Regions from separate parts of the Homo sapiens genome. Here region 2 is linked to region 1. A link is a loop called in an ENCODE intact Hi-C map of the cell type or tissue named here. Cell type or tissue: PC-9. All regions are shown on one strand.

Region 1 (2,500 bases):
TGAGCCCGCCTTGGTCACGTGGCCACATCTTGCCCCAAAGGAGCCTGGGAAACATCGTCTCTATGACTCCAGTACCATAGAAGGGAGCACAGACTTTGAGGAACCATTAGCATTCCCTGTTACAATATTCCTCATAAAAACCTTCTGGGCTAGTACTATTATTCTCCCATGGGCACATTGTAAAATGAGGCTCAGAGGTTGTGGTTTGGCCACATTCGCACAGCTCATAAAGGGCATGCCATCTACATGGTGTGCTTGAAAGAAGGGCCTCTGGCTTGGAGCCTGGCACCCTGGCTGTAACTCAGCCTCAGCCTATCCAGCTACATATCCTTGTGCCGATCCTGTCCCATCTCTGGTCTCTTCTCCAAGGCAAGGGGACTGGACTGGCCAATCTCCAAGGCCTCTTCCCAGCCCTCTTCTCCTATCCTCCCTGTTCTTACAGACACTGCAAAACCAGGGAAGCTCCACACCATCCCCATCCCTGTCGCCAGGTGCTACACCTACAGCTGGAGCCAGGACAGCTTTGGTAAGGAGCCGGGGCCCTGGTGACACCCATGCCCCACACTGCCTGAGCTGTGTTTCTGGTCCTGGGTCCATGCAGCTCCCACCCCGTCCCCAAAGCTCTCCCACATGAGCAGGCTCTAAGCAGAGCAAGGGGGCAGTGCTAGGAGTCCTGGGCTGGCCCTGAGTCCTGCTGTCTCCCCTCCAAAGGGAATATAGAAGGGGATCCGGGGCCCAGACGCCCAGACAGTGCTGGCCTTGCTTCCCTGCAGACATCCTGCAGGAAATCCTGCTCAAGGAACAGGAGCTACTCCAGCCAGGGATCCTGGGAGATGATGAAGAGGAGGAAGAGGAGGAGGAGGAGGTGGAGGAGGACTTGGAAACTGACGGGCACTGTGCCGAGAGAGATTCCCTGCTCTCCACCAGCTCTTTGGCGTCCCATGACTCCACCTTGTCCCTTGCATCCTCCCAGGCCTCGGGGCCGGCCCTCTCGCGCCATCTGCTGACTTCCTTTGTCTCAGGCCTCTCTGATGGCATGGACAGCGGCTACGTGGAGGACAGCGAGGAGAGCTCCTCCGAGTGGCCTTGGAGGCGTGGCAGCCAGGAACGCCGAGGCCACCGCAGGCCTGGGCAGAAGTTCATCAGGATCTATAAACTCTTCAAGAGCACCAGCCAGCTGGTACTGCGGAGGGACTCTCGGAGCCTGGAGGGCAGCTCGGACACGGCCCTGCCCCTGAGGCGGGCAGGGAGCCTCTGCAGCCCCCTGGACGAACCAGTATCACCCCCTTCCCGGGCCCAGCGCTCCCGCTCCCTGCCCCAGCCCAAACTCGGTACCCAGCTGCCCAGCTGGCTTCTGGCCCCTGCTTCACGCCCCCAGCGCCGCCGCCCCTTCCTGAGTGGAGATGAGGATCCCAAGGCTTCCACGCTACGTGTTGTGGTCTTTGGCTCCGATCGGATTTCAGGGAAGGTGGCTCGGGCGTACAGCAACCTTCGGTAAGAGCCGTAATGCGGAGCATCCCTCTGCCCTGGGTAACAGGGTTGTTGTGCTGGTGGAATCTGGGGCCTGAGGCTTAGGGCCCCAGAGGAACCAAAAGTTCCCTTATTTATTTTTATTTTATTATTATTATTATTATTATTATTATTATTATTATTATTATTATTTTGAGACAGAGTCTTGCTCTGTTGCCCGGGCTGGAGTGCAGTGGCATGATCTCGGCTCACTGCAACCTCTGGCTCTCCAGTTCAAGCGATTCTTGTGCCTCAGCCTCCCGAGTAGCTGGGATTACAGGTGCACACCACCACACCTGACTAATTTTTTTTTTTTTTTTGTCTTAGTAGAGATGGGGTTTCCCTCTGTTGACCAGGCTGGTCTTGAACTCCTGGCCTCGGGTGATCCACCCACCTCAGCCTCCCAAAGTGCTGGGATTACAGGCGTGAGCCACCATGCCCATTCCCCTTCTCACCATCTTCTTCTTGCCAGGCGGCTGGAGAACAATCGCCCACTCCTCACACGGTTCTTCAAACTTCAGTTCTTCTACGTGCCTGTGAAGCGAAGTCATGGGACCAGCCCTGGTGCCTGTCCACCCCCTCGGAGCCAGACGCCCTCACCCCCGACAGACTCCCCTAGGCACGCCAGCCCTGGAGTATGTCCCCAGCCTGGGCCAATGGTCGGGGAAAGTAGAGTTCTGGCTACCTGAAGGAAGCCGATTGGAAGTCATGGAAAGCAAGCACCTGTGTTGACAGGGCACCTCCCCCTGCCTGGCCCTCACTCCCTGCACTTGGACATGACATTTTGCCATATGACAAAGACTGAAAGTTGTCATACTTCCCCAAGGGCAGGGAGAAGCTCAGCATGGGGCTGCAGGTGCCATCCAAGGCCCTGGAGCTAGGATGGGCAGGCCTCCTGGGGAGCTGGGATGATGACTCTTGTTCTTTGCCCTAGGAGCTGGGCACCACCCCATGGGAGGAGAGCACCAATGACATCTCCCACTACCTCGGC
Region 2 (2,500 bases), 630 kb before region 1:
ACATATATATTTAATTGACATATAAGTGTACATATTTATGGGGTACAGTGTGATTTTTTTTTTTTTTTTTGAGATGGAGTCTCGCTCTGTTGCCCAGGCTGGAGTGCAGTGGTGCAATCTCGGCTCACTGCAACCTCTGCCTCCTGGGTTCGAGTGATTCTCCTGCCTCAGCCTCCCAAGTAGCTGGGACTACAGGCACATGCCACCATGCCTGGCTAATTTTTTGTATTTTTAGTAGAGATGGGGTTTCACTGTGTTAGCCAGGATGGTCTCGATCTCTTGACCTTGTGATCCACCTGCCTCGGCCTCCCAAAGTGCTGGGATTACAGGTGAGAGCCACCGAGCCTGGCTTACAGTGTGATATTTTGATACATGTATATAATGTGTAATGATCAAATCAGGGTAATTAGCATACCCATAACCTCAAACCTGTATCATTTCTTTGTGTTGATAACATTCATAATCCTCTCTTCTAGCTATTCAAAAAACTGTAAATTATCATTTGCTGTATTCACCTTAGTATGCCACAGAACACCAGAACTCACTTCTGCCATCCAGCTGTTCCCTGTCTCCCTTAACCAACCTTTCCTTCCCCCAACCTCTTGCCCTTCCCAGCCTCTGGTAACCACTATCCTACTCACTGCTTGTATGATATCAACTTTTTTTTTTTGAGATGGAGTCTCGCTCTTTCGCCCAGGCTGGAGTGCAGTGGCGCGATCTCGGCTCACTGCAAGCTCCGCCTCCTGGGTTCACGCCATTCTCCTGCCTCAGCCTCCTGAGTAGCTGGGACTACAGGCACCCGCCACATGCCCAGATAATTTTTTTTTTTTTTTTTTTTTTGGATTTTTAGTAGAGACGGAGTTTCACCGTGTTAGCCTGGATGGTCTCTATCTCCTGACCTCGTGATCCACCTGCCTCAGCCTCCCAAAGTGCTGGGATTATAGGCGTGAGCCACCGTGCCCGGCCGATAGGAAACTTTTTTAAGCTTCCTCACAGGAGTGAGAACCAGTGCATTGTGTTTCTAAGCATGTTGCATGCATCATGTAATAGAGAAGCTGCCTGCAATAGTTGGCCCTCCTGGACTGTTGTAACTAAACTGTAACCAGCAGATGGCTCTCAGTCACCATAAATATGGTAGAGCAGCTCATTCATCTTTTACTTGGAATTCTTGTTTTTTGTGTATCACCCCTTTTTGCCCCTCTTCTACTTTTAAGGTACCATGATTTGCAAACATTTAAGGTACAGAAGTGTTCCTTTTGGTTTTGTTTTTTGCTTAAGATGGCCTGTGTGACTCTCAGGAGCAGTGCCCTGGGGTTTTGAAATTTGAGTTGGAGACCCAAAAAAATGATGGCCTTTTCTACCCTGTATTTCTATTCTTCTGTGAACTGTTTCATCAAGGTTTTCATTTAGTGTTAAAACTTTTTATTGGTAAATTTGGCAAGCAATGAATAGGAAAAAATAGGATTGCTTTTAAATTAGAACAATATTTGATTGTAATAGATTTTAAAGGTGCTATAGTGAAATTTCCTTGGATATTATGTAAGGAAGATATTTTCCTTGTTCTGATTCTTATTTGTTCTGGACTAATACTCAATGGAGATTATTCAATTTGAACAAAAAATATTTTGAGTATCAACTTTGCAGTCGGCACAATGTTAGGCATTTATTGTCCCTTGAGTATTAGCTCCATGAGGTCAGGTATTTATGTCTCTCTTGTTCACTTACAAGTCACTAGATTAGTGCCTGATACATAGAAGATATTCAGTGTTTGTCAGATGGATGGATGGATGGAAGGGTGGATGGGATACAGAAAAGAGTAGGACAGAGTATTGGACTGAAAGATGTTAACAGTTTAGTAAATATGGCTACAGATATTCCTACATAATCATGATCTCTTGAAGGACCAGTTTAACTCTGGGATTGTTATTAAGTGCTGTGTTGAAAATTGAAAGGTAATGAAAAAATTTCCTTTTCCTGAAGTCGTGTCAATTTCTTCAAGTCACATAGGTTTGGCAATCTTTATTCCCTATATCCAGTCTATTCATCAACACTTGTGGAATTTCCCTTGAGCCACTATGTTAATTGTCCCTTTCTCTCTGTTCCCTCTTGTCACTTCCCTTGTCCAGACTCCTGTTACCTCCCACCTAAATTACCACACTGGCCTTTTGGCCTGCCTCTCTGACTGCAGCCTCTCTTCCGTGTAATCCAGTCTGCGTATTGTTGCCAGACTTCGTCTCTAAAGAATTTCTGTCAAAGAATCTATTTCTAATTGAAATTTGAGCCTCTGTGCATCTTTATATTCACAGAAAGGAACTACCAAAAAAAGTTCTGAAAAAGGAATTACCCTTTTATATCATAGGAGTGTTTTCAAATCTATAGGCAAGTCTAGTTACGAAGCTTTGCAGACTCAGCTCACTCACACCCCAGAAATATCTTCCCTCATCCTAACTGCAAACCTCCCTGTGGTCTGTGAATGCCCAAACACTGATATTTTTTCCAG

Evidence for each region. Peaks named below come from ENCODE experiments on the same cell type or tissue, not always from the same donor. Only the 100,000 strongest peaks of a DNase experiment are listed, where the experiment ranks them.
Region 2: a loop joins it to region 1, with 26 times the contacts of the local background. A loop is called at or near these places in 5 of 110 quality-filtered maps.

What each region holds. Positions count from the first base shown.
Region 1 is chr17:8,887,165-8,889,664 of GRCh38, reverse strand. PIK3R5 (phosphoinositide-3-kinase regulatory subunit 5) reads left to right here. Exons shown (of 19, transcript NM_001142633.3): 9 at 443-526; 10 at 774-1,494; 11 at 1,982-2,144; 12 at 2,444-2,500. LOC124903922 (a long non-coding RNA gene) reads right to left here and starts at 2,043. Exons shown (of 2, transcript XR_007065613.1): 1 at 1,965-2,043. RefSeq lists enhancers at 117-925, 926-1,734. In PC-9, no CTCF peak of the experiment used is centred here; no DNase peak of the experiment used is centred here.
Region 2 is chr17:9,520,882-9,523,381 of GRCh38, reverse strand. The region is part of intron 4 of STX8 (syntaxin 8); the gene reads left to right. Among named protein-coding and RNA genes, the nearest start is that of STX8, 54 kb to the left of the region's middle. In PC-9, a CTCF peak has its summit at 1,152 (motif pointing right); no DNase peak of the experiment used is centred here.